Regions from separate parts of the Homo sapiens genome. Here region 2 is linked to region 1. A link is a loop called in an ENCODE intact Hi-C map of the cell type or tissue named here. Cell type or tissue: PC-3. All regions are shown on one strand. Each heading gives the region's core, and the rest is flanking DNA. Links, peaks and the distances in the headings are about the cores only. Region 1 has its middle 220 kb from the start of IL15. Region 2 overlaps IL15 (interleukin 15).

The links. Peaks named below come from ENCODE experiments on the same cell type or tissue, not always from the same donor. Only the 100,000 strongest peaks of a DNase experiment are listed, where the experiment ranks them.
Region 2: a loop joins it to region 1, with 8 times the contacts of the local background. A loop is called at or near these places in 2 of 110 quality-filtered maps.

Annotation. Positions count from the first base shown.
Region 1 is chr4:141,855,919-141,861,303 of GRCh38, forward strand. No RefSeq gene overlaps it. Among named protein-coding and RNA genes, the nearest start is that of IL15, 220 kb to the left of the region's middle. In PC-3, for the core only: no CTCF peak of the experiment used is centred there; a DNase peak (open chromatin) is centred at 2,733; H3K27ac peaks cover 1,184 bases.
Region 2 is chr4:141,641,180-141,646,564 of GRCh38, forward strand. The region is part of intron 1 of IL15 (interleukin 15); the gene reads left to right. Among named protein-coding and RNA genes, the nearest start is that of IL15, 7.3 kb to the left of the region's middle. In PC-3, for the core only: no CTCF peak of the experiment used is centred there; DNase peaks (open chromatin) are centred at 1,732, 2,542 and 4,602; H3K4me3 peaks cover 599 bases; H3K27ac peaks cover 2,323 bases.

The DNA of each region.
Region 1 (5,385 bases), core at 65-5,064:
AAAAACTTACTGGTTTTGTGGCTCAGGGTCGCCATCATTGTCCTACCAATATGTGATGGCATCCCCAGAGGCCCAGCTATAAAATTTCTCTCTTTGTACACTTTCTCTTTATTTCTCAGACTGACCGACACTTAGGGAAAATAGAAAGAACGTATGCTGAAATATTGGGGGCTGGTTCCCCCGATAGTGGGTCCTTTGGGAAGTAATTAGGCTATAAGAATGGAAGGGATTACAGCCCTTATAAAAAGAACTCAGAGAGCTAGCTTGTCCTCTTCCCATCATGTGAGGATGCAATGAGAAGTTAGCAGTCTGCAACCCAGAAGCCCTCACCAAAGCCCTACCATCAGAGTGCCCTAACCTGGCACTCTGATCTCCTACTTCTAGCCTCTTGAACTCTGAAAAATAAATTTCTGTTGTTTATGAGCCACCCAATCTATAGTACTTTGTTAAAGCAGCCCAAACTGACCAAGACAAATGGAGGCAGTTACTACATAGTATTCACAATTGACATGTAATCTGCAACACCTATATCACGTTGCCATAGGATTTCTCAATAATAAAAACAGCTTTCAGTTAATGCATATAGAATAAGATCAAGTTGGATGTCAGAGAAGGAAGGAGGAGAGGTTAATCTATTGCCTTGTTTTGAACAACAACAACAAAAAAAAGCAGGGGAGGGATGTAATAATATATTGTAGGAAAACACTTTATAAAATGAGTAGCTTATCTAGCATTTAGACATTGGCTATTTCATTAAATCTCTAGGAACTGAATTGAAGTTTAATAAACTAATGAGAGGACCTTTGATTTTCCTTGCACCAGAAAACAGAGAATGATGCCTGTGAAATGAAAGGTTTATCATATGTGAGATAGCTTCATCCTGCAAGGAAATTGATATTATGCTTGTTACTTTCTACATGTATTCAAGGACTAGTATCACCATCCACATTTCACAGGTGATCACTGAATATTTTTCAGGAATTTCTTACATTGCTAATGATTAGAAGTTGCTTTTCTCATCATTCCAGTGTATAATCAGGCCAGCATATTTCAGAGAGAAGCGCAATCACAAATCCAGGTTCTGATTAATAGAAAGCTAACAGGTAAGAAATATTTAGCAGAAATTCAAAAATCAAGGGAATAGTAGAAAACTAAAACTGAGACAAATACTGTCATTGTTTGTTTTTAAGATGCCACTGCATATAAATACATGTATCTCTTGATTTTCACACTCCATTTGGAAACCTGCACCCCCTTCTCTCTCCCCAGGGCAATGCAGAGAGGTGCAGTGGACTCAGCTAGGCTGGGAGAGTCAGACACAGCATGGCCTGAGAGGCCCCTCAGCCACTGGAGCCCTATCTTTGCCCCAACCTGCCTGTCTCTGTGCCAGGCTGGATAAGGCACAGGAGAACTTAATTGAGAATAAGCTTCACTCTGTGCTGGGGCTGGTGGGGGTGTTGAAGGAAGAGGAAAAGCTTGAATCTTTAAAAATAGTTGGCCATTTGCAATTACAATTCTTTTCACTCTTAAATATTCAATAGGGAAAAGGACAGGCATGACCTTTGAAAGGGGCTGGTAGTTTTCTGGAAGCTGCTATGGCTGGTTAATAGAAATGAGATACGGTCCAAGTTGCAAAGATGCTAAAATATTTTATAAAGAAAAGGAGATATAACTTGAAAACTGTCACTTTCTTTAGACTTTAGGGGACTGCTGCTTTTCACCCTTCCCATATAACAGAATGCAATGCAGAGAACACAACTTCTTCTTCCCATAGTCCTTTTCATCTGGGTCCTTCTTCTGGCTTCCCTGGTGATCAGCACTGAATGTCAGAGCTGCGACTCTAGCAGTTGTCCTTTGTCAGCAAAGCTTTACCCCATCGGGGGAGTAACTCAGACCTTTAATTTCCTCAAACATCACTCACGGCTCAAGTATTTAAGAAAACCTCATTGAAGACTCAATGGTAACAACCAAACAACAACAACAACAAAACAGGAGAGCTCATTACATGAGAAACTTAAAACTTGATATAAACTCTGATATTTCCCTGATTTTACCCCAACACCTGTTCTTAGAGGGTGATATTATGTAGATCTCTTTTCTCAATCTGAAGTTGCTGGTGTGGTCTATGTCCTACTCATCCTTACTAAAAAGCAGAAAAAAGAAAGAAGAAGAAAGGAAGGAAGGGAAGGGAAGGGAAGGGAAGGAAAGAGAAGGGAAGGGAAGGGAGGCATGCAGGCAGGCAGGCCTCTTTTTTAACAGCTTTTAGTCCACAGCCCCAAATACCTTTATCTGAACCCAGGCCAAAATATTAAAAGTACCCTTATTATAATCTGTTCAGACAACTCAGTTTTAGTTGTTGTCATGGTATTCGTGTTGTTTTGCTGGACTCATGACTTAAAAAATCTTGATCTAAAGCTCAGTCTTTTCATTACTTTTCTAGTAAAGAGTTTTCCCAAGAAAACATCTTATCAGTGCAGTTCCTTCCAATTTAAACAAGAGGCCTCCTCAAGGCTAATTTTCATTTCATTGTATTTTATTGTGTTAAGAACACAACATGAGATCTACTCCCTTCTTAAGAAATTGTTAAGTGTATAGTACATTATTGTTGGTACAATGTTGCACAGTAGATCTCTAGAGCTTATTATTTTGCCTGACTTAAACTTTATGCCTGTTGATTAGCAACCCCATTCTCTCTACCCTCAGGCCCTGGCAACCGCCCTTTCATTGAGTTCATAAATTTGACTATTTTGGACACATCATATATGTGGAATCATACAATGTTTGTCTTTCTGTGACTAGTTTATTTCACTTAGCATACTATTTTCAAGGTTCATCTGCATTGTTGCAAATCACAGAACTCAAAGTGGATTTAAGACTTACATGTAAGGTCCCAAACTGTAAAAGTTCTAGAGGAAACACAGGGGAAAAAAACTTCACGGCAATGTTCTTGGGGATGATTTTATGCATATGACACCAAAAGCATAGGCAACAAAAACAAAAACAGACAAGTGAAATGACATCAAACTAAAAATCTTCTATACAGCAAGATAAACAATCAATAGAGTGAAAGGGCAACTAATAGAATGGGAAAAATATTTGCAAACCATATGTCTGATAAGAGGTTATAATCCAAAGTACATAAGGAAATTCTACAACTCAATAGTAAAATAAATAAATAAATAAATAAATAAATAAATAAACAAACAAACACCTCTTTAAAATGGGCTAAGGAGAATGGACATTTCTCAACAGAAAACATAAAAATGGCCAACAAGTGTGTGAAAAGTTGCTCAACATCACTAATCATTAGGGAAATGTAAATCAAAACCATAATGAGATATCACCTCATACATGCTACAATGGCCATTATAAATAAAACCAAAGCAAAACAAGACAAAAAAATGAGTAAATAATATGTGTACACAAGGATATGGAGAAATTGGGACCCTTATACACTGTTGGTGAGAATGCAAAATGGTACAGCCACTAGGGAAAACAGCATGGAGATTCCTCAAAAAATTAAAAATAGAACTACCATATGATCCAGCAATTCTACTTCTGGTTCAATTCACTAGAATTGAAATCAGGTTTTTGAAGAGATATTAGCACTCTTATGTTCATTGCAGCATTATTCATAATAGCCAAGATGTGAAAATAACCAAAATATTAAAACTTAAACTGTCACATTAATCATTTTAAAAGTTTATTTGAGCAAACAGCAATTTATGAATTGGACAGCACTCAATTGTGGTGCTAGTTGGTCGGGGAGGAAAGGTTTCAAAGACAGGGTTTTATAAGGTGAGTGGGAAAGCAAAGCAAAGAAAATAATTGTTTACAGTTATGTAGTTGCCTTATTTGGATTACCCAGTGGAAATTTCTAGTTATGCAGTTTGAAGTTAGTGGTTTCTGATTGATTAAGTTTAAATTTTATCTCTCTCTAAGTTAGTTACAAGGAAGGCATTCAAGTTAGATTTAGGTTGCTTATATTGGATCTCAGGGCACTGAAGCTGCCTCAGGTGAATTGCCTCCTATTTAGTTATTTTAGCAATGTTTATTGACAGATAAATGAATAAACAAAGTGTGATATGTCCACACAGTGGAATATTATTCAGCCTTTTAAATAAACAAGGGCAAATTTTTATTTCTTCATTGAAATGTTAAAATTATGATGCCAAAATGAAAACCTCTGTAGTTTTGATAATGTTAATATTAAAAAACACCTCCAAAAATCAATGGAAGATCTTTTGTGTAAGGAGGTGTTAAGCCTTTATGACGAAAAAGGGAAAAGAGCTGCACTCAAATGTTTAGTGGCCAGATTAGCAAATGACTAATACTTAACTTTTTTGTATGTAAAATTTGTAGCTAAACTTCTTGGTAAATTGAGGTTTTAAAATCAGGGAGAAGGACTTCTGCTTCTGGAAAGATGGAGTAGACATCTTTTTTTTCCTATTTCTTCTACTAAGTTCAACTAAAAACTCTGGACATTACATATAAAACAAACATAAGAAGACATTGAAGGTAGAAAAAGAAGACAGACTAGCTAGCAAACTCTGGATTCAAGGAACAACATTCTGGTAAGTTACTTGGGTTTTTTCTTTGCCTCATATATCTCAGTTGAAGAAGCTGGCAATCGGCAAACACCAACAGATACAGAAAATAAGAGACCCATAAAAGGCCATTTTTTCTAGCCAAAGTACCAGGAAAGGAACAACCTAGCAAGACAAAAATCTTTTATACGGTAAATGCTTTATTCTAGCCATCTACCACAGAAAAGAACTGTGGCTCCACACTTACCAGTAAGGGTGGGGAAAGTAGACTTCCACATTTTCTAGGCACCTAATTCCTCCCTTGTGGTGTCAGAGAAGGCCAATTAGAAAGCCAGGACTTTCATCCTTATTGGGTAGATAATAAGCCATCTCCCTCCCCTTGATGTCAGTGGTGACTACTTGTGGATGTAGAATTTCTATCCATCATAAGGTGACCTCCACCCACTCCTGACTGGAGTGATATCAGAGGAAGTTAAATAGAGAATCAGGATTGCCATCAACGCCAGTGCTAATAAGACCCCTCCATTCTGGTGTAAGCAGAGGCTCTGTGGGAAGCAGTTAAAAGGCACTCCTATCCCTTCCAGACAAGGCGATGTTCAGTGGAGGCCTACTGGAGAGCTACAACTCCATCCTTTTCCTGCAGCAATGAGGAATCTTCCTACCCTCAGGTGTCAATGCATGTAATTGTGGAACCTGTGCTTCTATCCTCACCTGGCAGTAGGTGGTGCTCACATCTTTCCATGCTAGAATGGTGTCAAAATAAGACAGCTAAACAGAAAGATTAAATAAGAACAAGAGTTCCATAAAACACCCAAAATATCCAGGTTTCAATTGAAAA
Region 2 (5,385 bases), core at 275-5,274, 210 kb before region 1:
TTTCCTGACTCATCTGCAACAAAAATAAGTACATAAAACTTGATTTTTTATTTGAAGGATTTTCGTTGTGAAAATTATTCTAGCTTATGTTATTTAAAACACTATCATTATAAAATTAATCAAAGGAACCATTAATTTTTGATAAGTGATTATTAAGCATAAAACTAAAACATATATACCCAAAGGATTATAAATCATGCTGCTGTAAAGACACATGTTTATTGCAGCACTATTCACAATAGCAAAGACTTGGAACCAACCCAAATGTCCATCAATGTTAGACTGAATTAAGAAAATGTGGCACATATACACCATAGAATACTATGCAGCCATAAAAAAGGATGAGTTCATGTCCTTTGTAGGGACGTGGATGAAGCTGGAAACCATCATTCTCAGCAAACTATTGCAAGGACAAAAAACCAAACACCGCATGTTCTCACTCATAGGTGGGAATTGAACAATGAGAACACCTGGACACAGGAAGGGGAACATCACACACCGGGGCCTGTCATGGGGTGGGGGGAGGGGGGAGGGATAGCATTAGGAGATATACCTAATGTAAATGACGAGTTAATGGGTGCAGCACACCAACATGGCGCATGTATACATATGTAACAAACCTGCACGTTGTGCACATGTACCCTAGAACTTAAAGTATAATTTAAAAAAAAAAAAGCCGCAATGTGGTTTTCGAGCTTCTAGAAACTTAGAAAGGTGCTAAGTGCTAAGGAAATTTCTTGCATCAGTGCTTTGAATGTAAATTATTTTTGTTGAAAAGTGTGAATATCGCTACGTTTTGTGGAGTTTTGAAAACAAAACCTGTATTGGAGAATAATAATAATAATAATAAATAATAACGTGCTCTTGAAAAAAAAACTAAAACAATATTGGAAATATATATCATACAACTAGATATGTCAATGCTTTGATTAAAGATGTCTCTTATATCAACTTTTCAAATTGCCCCTTTATTTGGCACCCTGGTGAGGCAAGGCACATGTTAAGATTCTGGATAGGGAGAGATAGGCATTTTTTTCCTAAAGTGGGAGAAGGGTAATTATGAAAGAGGAAGTGAGGAAGGAGAACTTGCCAGAAATCTGCCTGCTTTGGGCACACATCAGGCATATCTCTGGTAAAAGGGGCTCCTATGGAAGTAACGGATCTTGAAATTGGTTCCTTTAGAACCGTCTATGTCCACAAAGCCCTGGGAAAGTTGTAGGGTATGCCAGAGGTGCGTGTTGTTCAGTTGGGATATATAGTTCAGCCTTCTTTCCCACACCCTCCCTTTGGCTTCTGGATTACCATGGGTTACTGTGCTTAAAGCAAAGTACAGGGAGTAGGATGGGGAGCAGTAAAGAGCCTGGGCTAGCTTCTGTAGAGGTTTCCCACTGGGGACTAGTGCGAAATAAGCTCTAGTAGGGCTTGGATAGCCTCTGCAGTGCAGTCTCCTCTTCTAGCCTCAGCTGCAGTCACCTTGCCTCAGTGTCCAGACACACTTGCCATTCTTTGTCAGCCTTCATGGGTCCTGCTCAAAATGTTAACCCTCTATAACTTTTTCTGTCCCCACCTACTGCCCAGGCAGAATTATTTTCTCCCTTACATGAATTCATTTGGTGCTGTCTACATTCCCTTATAACAGCTTTAATGTCTGTAAACTCATTTTTATGTGTCTGACTCTACACTTACATTTTGAGTAAGGGCAATGTGCTCCATGTGCTTAGCAGAGGGTTGGTCAGAGTCTATTTGTATTGACTTCAGCATGAGTCAATCATCTTTCAAGTGTTTGACAGCTAAGCAAACAACTGTAAAAGAGGTAGGAAACATAAGTAATATAGCAAAACAATGTTGGAATACTGTAATAAAAATAGTATTTTAGGGAAATTAGTTTGAGGTAGAATTTATTGAAGAAAAGACAATTAGAGATAAGGAAACCAGCTAGAAATTCATCACAGTTAATTCAGGAGTGTAGTTTCATTCTCATTATCTGCTCAAGGACATAACTCTAGTAATTCATTCTTTCTCTCCATCACCATTTTTTTCTCTGTCTCTTATGGGTCTTTCCCAATACCATGTAGCCATGCTATAACTTCTGCCATTTTTAAAAAAGACTCATGTTTTTCTCCTCATGTTTCTGCTCACTTCTATATCTGCTTTTTTCTGCCCACATTTTACAGGAAAACTTACAACCTTAACTATATTCTCTGTTTCCAGTTTTCCTCTCTCCTTTCTCTCCTGAACCAGCCAGGCTGTCATCTCCACTGCTCCACTAGAAATACACTTGTCAAAGGTACCACGAACATCCCTTTTATTAAATCCAGTAGTTAGTTATTGGGTCCCTTCCTATGTACCCTTTCAGCAGGACCTGAGAGTTCTTCATGTGGCTTCCAAGCCACTCCCCTTCTCCTTATTTTCCTTTTACCATACCAGCAACAATTTCAGTCTCCTTTTACCTTACCAGCAACAATTTCAGTCTCTGTCTAGTTCCTAATTTCCCTAACATGTAAATATAGCTGTCTGAGGGCTCAGTCCTTAGGCCTGTTCTCTATCTGTACTCTCTGTCTTGGTGATCTCATCTAGTGTCATGGTTTTTAATCCCTTCTTACATTGATGATTCACAAATGTACGGGTGAATCTAGCCATGACCTCTCCCCTGAACTCCAGACTCATTTAGCAGTCTATTTAGCTGTTATTCAACCATCTCTGATTGGATGTCTAATACTCACTGGATTCCTGCCTTTACTGCCATATCTGCTTGCTCCACCTTCTTCCTCATCTTACCTGATGTCAATTTCATTCTCTTAGTTCCATAGATAATCAATCAATCTATCTTGGGTTTGTCCTTAACGTCTCTTTATGTCATATTCCACGTTGAATCTGCCACCAAATTATTTAGCTAGGCCTTCAAAATATACCCTACATCCTATCTCTTCTCACCCTTTTTTTCAGTGCTGTCACCTGGGTTCAAGTTGCTATCATGTCTCACAGTATTATTGCAAAAGTGCCTGCTGCTTGTCCCCTTATCTCCACTCCAGCCTGTTCTCAACATAGCAGCCACAGTGTTTTGGTTACCTGTCCCTGCATCTAAAGGATCAACAGCCATAAAACAAGAACAAAACAAAACAACACCCCCAGAACTTAGTGACTTGAATAACAATAATTTGTTATTTATCGTGATCTTGTAATCTGGGCTACTTTCGGCTGCTTGACTCCTCCTAGGCTGCTGGAGATGAGACATTCAAGAAAGCATCTTCCTTCACATGTCTAGAACATCAGCTTGGATAGCTGGAAAGCTCATGGCTGGCCAAGCATCCATCTCTCCGTATGTGACCCCTATACATGACTAACTTGGACTTTACATAATGTTGGCCTCAAGTAGTTGTATCATTTAACTAATTATTGACTTTCAGGATCCCCCATAGCTTATCTCGTTATGGCATCAAACTCAGACTTTAAGTCTCTAAACTGGATCTCCAGATGAGGATGATATTTCTCTGATGTAGTTTCTTGAGTGCAGCAACCTGTAGCTAAAAAGATAGGTTATCTGTGACCTTCCCCTTGTCCCAACATACAATGGTAAAACAAAAATAGGACAATTGCTTTAAAAAAATACCATTTCAAAACAAGACAATAGAAGGCATATAACAGTTGCTAGTCCATAGCAAGTCTAAATAGAGCCGGCATATATCCCAAGTTCTTGCTCTGGAAGCAATACATGTTCCGGATTAAGGTTTAAATTTGTTCCCTAGGAGTGATCCTCTGTGGCTCTTAACTTCATCTTTTGCACTTTGGGCTCCTTTTCTCATTCTTTCTTTCTTTTCTATGAGAAATAATTTTTGCTATTCTTTGCAGTGGCGTAGCCTGCTTTCTGATGTTAGAGGGTTAATAATTTAGAGACCTTTTATATACTCACTTTTGTTTAACTGCTTTTTGTTTTTAAGTTCAATGATATTTAGAATTCGGGGGGCTTCCTATGAATTTTATTGAGATTCATTCACTCCGTTAGATAAAAGACATAACCAGAAAATCCTTGAGACAAGTTCCACTTTAATTTTTTGGGAAGTCAAGGTGCCATAGAAACCCTTACCATTTTTAGAAGCCTTTTGACTAGTTGGCAAGGTCTGTGAGACATCATTTTAAATCTTTCAGAGTTCTTAATGAAGGGCCTCCATGCCACACACCTGATTTGATCTCCAACCTGAGAGCACATGTAATAGTAGAGCCTGGATTTGATCTTTGCCCTGAAACTACTTATTTCTTGGAGAATCTTTTGCTGCCTGGAAAGGCAAGAATGAGAATAGGTGTTATTTTCCAATCTAGCAAGTCTTAGGTTGAACTATTTCGTCACTGCATTTCTAGCCTTCACTAACAGGGTCCTTGCCTCTCTCCAGGTGTCTTCCCACCACTCAGTCTCATAGTAGTTTCAATGTCAATTACTAATTTCCATATAATAGACTACCCCAACACTTAGTGGTATAAAATAAGAACCATTTTATTTTCTCAAGCCTAAGAATTAGGACAAAACACAAAGAGAATGACTTGTCTCTACACTGCAATGTATGTGGCCTCAGATGGTATGACTCAATGGTCAAGGGATGTCTGAGATGGCTCAGACATTAAGTCACACATATAGAGCCTCAGTTCTGGCTGTTGTCTGGGCTCCTTGGTTCTCCTCCACTTAGTCTTTCCACATGGCTAAACTGGACTTTCTCACAGCACGGTAGTTTCAGGGTTGTCAGACTCTTCACAACTTGGCCAACTTCTATAAGAGAGGAAGTTGGAGCTGTAATCACTTAAGGCTTGGATATGGAATTTCCAGACTTTAACATTTGTTTTATTCTTTTGGGAAAAGCAAGTCAGAAGGCCACCCAGATTGAAGGGGAGACGACATAGATTCCACCTTTTGATTAGTAGAGTGTCATGCATGTTCATGGGGGGAAGGCACTGACTGATGGCAGCTGTCTTTGGAGATTATCCACCACAAAGGGTAATCCGGTTAAAATATTAATCAGGTTATGCTACTCCTCTATTCCAAACCCCACATGGTTCTCCCATCTCACTCTAATAAAAGCCAAATTCTGTTACAGTGGATATTAAGTCTCTTAAGTGATTTGTACCCCTGATGTCTGCCATCTGCTACTCTTCCCTTAGCTCACTGAGTCAGTTACACTGGCACCTTTTCTATTCACCAACCATACTACTATGTTCTTGTCTAAGAGTCTTTTACCTTGCTGTTCCTTCTTCCTAGAATGCTTTTCTCTCAGATATCACCCCCTTCCCCATACCTGCTTTGGGGTTTGTCTCAAATATCCCTGTTGCAATGAAGTAATCCTTGACTGATGTACTTCAAATTGCAGCCTCACCAGCACTCCCTGTCCCAACCCTGTT